Linked DNA regions of Homo sapiens: regions 1 and 3 are each linked to region 2. A link is an interaction called in ENCODE POLR2A ChIA-PET data of the cell type or tissue named here. Cell type or tissue: K562. All regions are shown on one strand.

Region 1 (2,500 bases), 320 kb before region 2:
GTTTCACCACTATTAGCCACAATCGGCTCCTGTGGTCTATTATAAATATATCCTGATCATAATAGATACCAGGCATATAGCAGTTTATAGGTGTGAGAAGACAGATCAGTGCCAATCACTTCAAACTAGTATCCTCTCCTTCATCTTCTTCTTTTTTCAGGGTCAAAGCACAGAACGGAGTTGTAAAAGCCTGTATTAGACTATGAGGGCTGCTGCAACGAGGTACCACACACTGGGAAGCTTAAACAACAGAAATTTATCTTCTCACAGTTCTTATGGCTGGAAATCCTAGATTGAGGTGTCACAGGGTTGGTTCCTTCTGAGGCCTCTGACCTTGGCCTGCATGTGGCCTTCTTATCATTGTGTCTTCACATGGTCTTTCCTTTGTGTACGTCTGTGTCCTCATCTCCTCTTTCTTTTGTTTTTGTTTTCGCTTTAGTTTTTGTTTTGTTTTTTAAGACTGCAGTCTCCAACTCCCTGCCTCAGCCTTCCGAGTAGCTGGGACTCTAGAAGCACACGATCATGCCCGGCTAATTTTTAAATTTTTTGTAGAGACAAGATCTTGCTATGTTGCCCAGACTGGTCTTGAACTCCTGGCCTCAAGCAATCCTGCAGCCTCAGCCTCCGAAAGTGGTGGGATTACAGGCGTGAGCCACCGTGCCTGGCCTCCTATTCTTATAAGGACACCAGACATAGTGGATCAGGGTCCAGTATAAAGACCTCATTTTAATTTAATCACATCTTTAAGGGTCCTGTCTCCAAATACAGTCACATTCTGAGATCCCAGGGCATAGGACTTGAACATCTGAATTGTGGTGGGGGACATGATTTAGCCAATAACAGGGCCCAAACCATAGATCTTCAGAAGGCAGAAGACAGCCCCAGCTTGCCCTGAACAATCTGCTCAGTTAGCGCTTCCAAGCTGCGTTCAGTTCTGAGTCATCAGGCAGTGTCATCAAAGGCCCCAAGCCTCCTTCAGATCAGCCAGTAATGCTAAGCAGTCCTGGCAAGGGGAACCCGAATCATGGCAGGAGAATTACAACCTTCAGCGGGAGAGGGAAAAGCCCTCAGCTCCTTAGCGCTGGCAGCAGAAACCCTTTTGGCTCTATTTTAAGAAACCTTCAAGCACGTGGGGCTTCCTCCCCAGAGAGGACACCCTGGCCTTGCATGGAGGCGTTTCTTGGCTCAGGGCAGGCTCAGGGTACCACCTCCGGTGCCACCTAAGCTATAGCCCCTCAAGCTCTGAGCCGCACTTCATCTGCATGGTCTCAACACCCGCCAGCCCTGCTCTGATTAAAGCGTTGCCAGCATTTCCACTCTACGATTTTGTTAATGTTTAACATCCACTGAGGTGGCCTCTATCCATGCTGAGCTGCCTGCCTGGGTGGTCCAAGTTATCTCCACCAGGACCAATTAGTTTGCTACCTTAGAGGTCTGGATATGATCTGGATCATTACTGGTCACCATTGGTGGTTGCAAGCAGGGGAAGTAGGGGGAGAGGGAGAGAGGAGGGAGCTCTTGGCCCTGGGTAAAGCTTGAGCAGCATCCTGGTCGCCCATAGAAAGCTGAGACGTATCAGCCAGCATTGTGACTCAGCTGTCATTTTGAGGAGTGAGTAGTATGTGCGCCCATCTCTGTGCTAGGAACTTGACATATGACCCCAATCTTCACAGCATCGTTGAGAGGTGAATATTATTATCCTCATTTTATACATAAAGCAAATGGAGCTCAGGGATGTTAAGTGACTTATCTAAGGTCACAGGGCTTGTTATGGCAGAGCCAGGATTCAAACTCCAGGCTTTACAGTAACAAAACCGACTTCAAGTGTTTTTTGTTTGTTTGTTTGTTTTTTGAGACGGAGTTTCACTCTTCTCGCCCAGGCTGGAGTGCATTGGTGTGACCTCGGCTCACTGCAACCTCTGCCTCACGGGTGCAGGCGATTCTCCTGCCTCAGCCTCCTGAGTAGCTGGGACTACAGGCGCCTGCCGCCACGCCCGGCTAATTTTGTATTTTTAGTAGAGATGGGGTTTTGCCATGTTGGCCAGGCCGGTTTCAAACTCCTGACCTCAGGTGATCCGCCCGCCTTGGCCTCCCAAAGTGCTAGGATTACAGGCATGAGCCACCACGCCCGGCCTCAGGTGTTTTTTCCATTAGCTCATGCAGCTTCTCACCAGTCCACTCCCACACAATGTCATCCGGAAAGGAATTGAGAAACTATTGAGTCTAATTCCTTTATTTTGCAGAAGAACATTATGGCACACACTGGAATGGCCACCCCTAAACCATTCACAGTCCTCTTTTCCTTTGTCTTCTACCATAGAAACTGGAAAGTTAAAATGCTCCTCTTCCTAGACTCCCATGCAGCTGGGCAGAGGACACATGTGTCTCAGTTCTGGTCAATGATCTATAAACGAAACTCACAAGTTTGGGGCTTCCAGGTAAAAGAGAACATTTCTCTTTTAAAATACCCTTTGTCCGCAGGGTGCCGTGGCTCACGCCT
Region 2 (2,500 bases):
ATACTAATGATAGCTGTTGTTATTAGCCTTACGGTATAGCTTGTTCCCTTCGGTGGTGGTGGTGGTGGGGGGGGGTGGCGGCGACGGCGTTTGTGTTTTACTCCTACAAAGCCCTGGTGGAAACAAAAGTGCATTGACACAGCCTTTGGAGGCATGGTGTGGAACATTTATTCTGGATTTGCCCCCAGGTTGTGTAGATTCCCAAGTGGGGACCCAGTTCTGCAGGGACTAGATCAAAGGGGGCAAGTGGTTTCTTTTTGCGTGGAGGGAAGATAGTAAGGAGGGATTCCTGGCTTTTGACTTGGGTTTCTGTTGCCGGGTGGCCTCCTGTGAAGGGACACCTGTTTCTAAATTTGCCCTCTCTTGAATACACACGTGGTTTCCTGACTCCCCGTGTGGCAAAACCATGAAGGAAAGTGAAAAGAACAAAAAGCCGGTGGGGTGGCCTGGACAGATTATCCGGGGAGACGGGCAAGTGTCCCCCGTTGGCCTGTGAGAGAGAGGTTGGGGGCACCTGACCCCGGGCCATGGGCTCTGCCTGGAGGAGGGGAGTGTAGCGGACAATCCAGGTTCGGCAGCGACCCTCAGGGTCAACCCCTGCAGATTCCACCCCGGACCCCAACGCCCGAGATTCGCACCCCTCCCACGTTACAGTAGGCGACGCTTGGCTCACATCTTTGTAAGGGGAAGCGTCCAGAGGAGCAGCGCTCTAGTATGATCGGAAGGGAACCCAGAACGATGGCGAGGAGGGGTCTGCCGTGCCCATTCCCCGGGTGGGCTCGGCGGCGTTTCCCGGGAGGTCTCGGATTCTCCCTGCGCCCACCCAAAGTTTCTTTTCGTCAGATTCGTTGATGGGGAGAGAAGGTGCGGCGGGGCCTCGGGAAGGGGCACCATGGAGAGCGTGCCAGGCCGCAGGGTCCGAGGGGTTACCTAGGGTCGGGAACTGGGAAGGTCGGGCCGCCTCCGGGGAGGCTGCTGGAGTTCCTGGAAGGCCTGGCGGGGGCGCGCCGCGAGGGCGTGAGTGTGTGCCGTGGTGCGGCCCCGCGCGCTGGGACCTCCGCCGAGGAGCGGGGAGGAGGAGCGGGCGAGCCCCGAGCAGCACGGGTGTGTGTGGTGGGAGAGAAAATCCCTTTGTTGCCGACCGATCGCGCTCCGGGCTGAAGCGCCTCAGCCCGGGGAGGGGGCGCCCCTCCCCCTTTCTTCTTCGCCGGGGCCAAGTTCACTCCCAGCCCAGGTGGCTCTCCGCTCAGACCCCGACGCCCCGGGAGGAGGCCGGGAAGGTTCTGGGTGCTGGAATGGTCTGGGCCGGCGAGTTTCCCCTTCCCCCTCCCCCTTACTAATGCAAAACTTGGAGGTGTGGGCGGGGACGCCCGTGCTGGCTACGGCTAAGGCTGTGGCTTGGAGTGTGCCAAGAGGCAGCACCTGGGCCGGCTGGATCACTTCCCTCACCCCCAACTCTCTCGGGGGAGGGGGTCGGGAGGGGTGGGACCGGGCCAGCCACCTCCCTCGACCACACCCCTGGAAGCCTGCGGTTTTGCCTCCCAGGGACCTGGGGGGCAGCCTTGGGGTATCTTACTCTCCAGCAGACCCGGAGGACCCATCCCACACTGCACATCCGGAAGAGCTTTTTCTTCTCATCTCCCACTCCCACACACCCCACCCCCACCCCTCACATCCTAAAATAGGAACTTCTTCACCCCTCCCTTCCTTGACACCCGGAGCACAGCGCTGCTGCTGTGACGCAGTCTCTGTTTGGAGCAACCCCAGGAAGGGCTGGCGGGTGGTGAGCTTTGGGCTTCTGTAAAATCTACACAGTTCTGCTGAAGTTCCCTCCCTGCTCTGATCCCCTCTCTGTTGCTGCCTCAGCCTCCCCCGCAGGATGAGGTGGTAGTGCCCCAAAGAAACTGTGTTGTGATTCTGGGGCTTATTACACAGTGTGTTTATTGGAGTCGGGTACTATTTAGCGGGGTTAAACGTGGCCAGCGCCAGCTATTGCCAGGCAAAACTCAAGTCCATAGTGCAGCTTAATCCTTTGGAAAACACAGTGCCAAATATTTACAGAGGGGACCAAGGTTGGAGAGGTTCAGCCACCTGCCCAGAGACACGCGGTGAGTGAGGGTGGGAGCCGGGAGGCTGTGGTGACCATGTTCTCCACAGAGAACCAGCCATGCAGTAGCGAGACCCCTCCCCTGAAGAGTCCTCTGCCAGAGGACCCCAGCACACTGGCTGGGAATGCCTGCCTGGCCACCTGAGCTGGAAGCCCTTGCGAACCTCTCCAGTTCTTCTGGCTGTTAACTGCTGGATAGCTGCCGGTGGGGGCAAGGGGAACCTAGTGAGAGAGATCCCAAGAAAAGACCCCGAGATGGGCCACCCTCAATGCCTGTGTGGACAGCAGGGAGGCGTGAGCAGAGTTAGTTTGGTGGCCATGCTTTCCAAATTGTCAGTGCCACTTGACAAGTGTAATGTGCAGACTTTTAACTGATCGGCGCCTCAAGGGTGG
Region 3 (2,500 bases), 170 kb before region 2:
TGGGCAATATGGTGAAACCGTGTCTCTACTTAAAAAAAAAAAATACAGGCCGGGTGCAGTGGCTCACACCTGAAATCCCGGCACTTTGGGAGGCCAAGGCAGGCGGATCACTTGAGGTCAGGAGTTCAAGACTAGCCTGGTGAATGGTGAAACTCCGTCTCTACTAAAAATACAAAAAATTAGCCGGGTGTGGTGGTGGGCGCCTGTAATCCCAGCTACTCGGGAGGCTGAAGCAGGAGAATTGCTTGAACCCAAGAGGCAAAAGTTGCAGTGAGCTGAGATTGCACCATTGCACTCCAGCCTGGGTGACAGAGCGAGACTCCATCTCAAAAAAAAAAAAAAAGAAAGAAAGAAAGAAAAAAAAATACAAAAACACTAGCCAGGCATGGTGGCATGTGCCTGTAGCCCCAGCTACTTCAGAGGCTTCGGCGGGAGAATCACTTGAGTCTGGGAGGCAGAAATTGCAGTGAGCCGAGATCGTGCCACTGTACTCCAGCCTGGACAACAGTGTGAGACCCTGTCTCAAAAAAAAAAGAAAGAAAATAAATAAATAAAATGGAGGCCGGGCAAGGTGGCTCATGCCTGTAATCCCATTATTTCGGGAGGCTGAGATGGGAGGATCACTAGAGGCCAGGAGTTTGAGACCAGCCTAGGCAACAAAGAAAGATCCTCCATCTCTACAAAAAAAAAAAACTTAAAAAAAAAATTAACTGGGTATGGTGATGCATGCCTATAGTCCCAGCTACTATAGTCCCAGCTACTCAGGAGGCTGAGGTGGGAGGATCATTTGAACCCAGGAGTGCCAGGTTGCAGTGAGCTATGATCAGCCTGGGTGACAGAGGGAGATCCTGTCTCAAAAAAGAAAAAAAAAAAAAGGAAAAGAAAATGGGGAGCTGATGAGAGTTCTAATACTGGTGTTTCAGCCATACCAAGGCCTAGCCACCCAAGTCCCCAAGGTCAGGACTTGCCCTACCCTCCAAGCCCAGTAATGTATGCACTTTCTTTTATTTCTCATTAAGGACACATGAATAAAAAGCATGAAAGCTTCTGTATGTATCCTTAAAATAGAAGGATTTAAAGAGTTTTGTTTTTTTTTTTAATGCTAAAATGGTAGAAAGGGCCAGGCGTAGTGGCTCACGCCTGTAATCCTAGCACTTTGGGAGACCAAGGCCGGCCGATTACTTGAAGTCAAGAGTTCAAAACCAGTCTGACCAACATGGTGAAACCCGTCTCTACTAAAAATACAAAAAATTAGCCGGGCGTGGTGGCATGCACTCCTAGTCCCAGCTACTCAGGAGGCTGAGGCAGGAGAATTGCTTGAACCCGGGAGGCAGAGGTTGCAGTGAGCCAAGATTGTGCCATTGCACTACAGTCTGGGCAAAAGAGCAAGACTCTATCTCAAAAAAAAAAAAAAAAAAAAAGAATGGTAGAAAGAGAAAAAGAATAACACAGGGCTCCAAAGTCATAAAGGAAAAGATGGACAGATGTGACAACACAAAACTTTGCAACCAAGTGTGGTGACTCATGCCTGTAATCACAAGACATTGGGAGGCTGAGGTGGGAGGATCACTTGAGGCCAGGAGTTCGAGACCAGCCTGGACAATATAGCAAGAACACTCTTTAAAAAAACAAAACAAACAAAAAACTCCTGTGCAACAAAAATACATCATCAACCAGAGGTTGCAAACTGCTGTCCTGCAAATGCAACCCAGCCCAAACAGGTGGTGTCTTTTATAGTGCTTACAAATTTTTGAACGAGTTGCCAGGGTTTTTAAATTGGAATTTTTGGCTGGGCATGGCGGCTTACGCCTGTAACCCCAGCACTCTGGGAGGCCAAGACAGGCAGATCGCCTGAGGTCAGGAGTTTGAGACCAGCCTGGCCAACATGGTGAAAACCCATCTCTACTAAAAATACAAAATTAGCCAGGCGTTATGGCGGGTGCCGGTAATCCCAGCTACTCCGGAGACTGAGGCAGGGGAATTGCTTGAACCGGGAGGCAGAGGTTGCAGTGAGCCGAGATCACACCACTGCAATCCAGCCTGGTTGTCAGAGCGAGACTCCATCTCAAAAAAAAAAAATTGGAAATTTTCCTGTAAAAACCCGTATATACGGCATCTCCTGAAAAATCAGAAGATTTGGCACACAGGTTTCCACCTTCCCACCCAGCAGTGGTTGGCTGGAGCCCAGGAGGGGCTGCCAATCCTAGACAGTTGCCCTCCACACCTGCTTCACTTATTTGTGCTGCTTGCCCAAGATTTGCCATAAACAAAAGGAATAAACAAAAGATACTTCAGGAGACTACATTTGCTACACATCCTACAAAAAGTGAATATCCATTATATATAAACAAGAAACAGGCAAACAGTTCAATAGAAACATGGGGAAGGGGAGACTATAAACAGGTAAGTCATAGAAAAAGAAATGCAAATGCGCAATAAACATGAGAGATGCTCAACTGACGGGTGACCAGAAAAATGCCAATGAAATTGAGAGGATCCT

Evidence for each region. Peaks named below come from ENCODE experiments on the same cell type or tissue, not always from the same donor. Only the 100,000 strongest peaks of a DNase experiment are listed, where the experiment ranks them.
Region 1: POLR2A ChIA-PET joins it to region 2 with 5 read pairs; 1 of 35 experiments calls an interaction of 5 or more read pairs at or near these places.
Region 3: POLR2A ChIA-PET joins it to region 2 with 5 read pairs; 8 of 35 experiments call an interaction of 5 or more read pairs at or near these places.

Annotation. Positions count from the first base shown.
Region 1 is chrX:40,401,810-40,404,309 of GRCh38, reverse strand. No RefSeq gene overlaps it. Among named protein-coding and RNA genes, the nearest start is that of LINC03099, 140 kb to the right of the region's middle. In K562, no CTCF peak of the experiment used is centred here; a DNase peak (open chromatin) is centred at 949.
Region 2 is chrX:40,082,279-40,084,778 of GRCh38, reverse strand. All of the region lies in intron 1 of BCOR (BCL6 corepressor), which reads left to right. Among named protein-coding and RNA genes, the nearest start is that of BCOR, 14 kb to the left of the region's middle. RefSeq lists a silencer at 918-987. In K562, no CTCF peak of the experiment used is centred here; a DNase peak (open chromatin) is centred at 1,538; H3K4me3 peaks cover 1,434 bases.
Region 3 is chrX:40,255,546-40,258,045 of GRCh38, reverse strand. No RefSeq gene overlaps it. Among named protein-coding and RNA genes, the nearest start is that of LINC03099, 6.1 kb to the left of the region's middle. In K562, no CTCF peak of the experiment used is centred here; no DNase peak of the experiment used is centred here.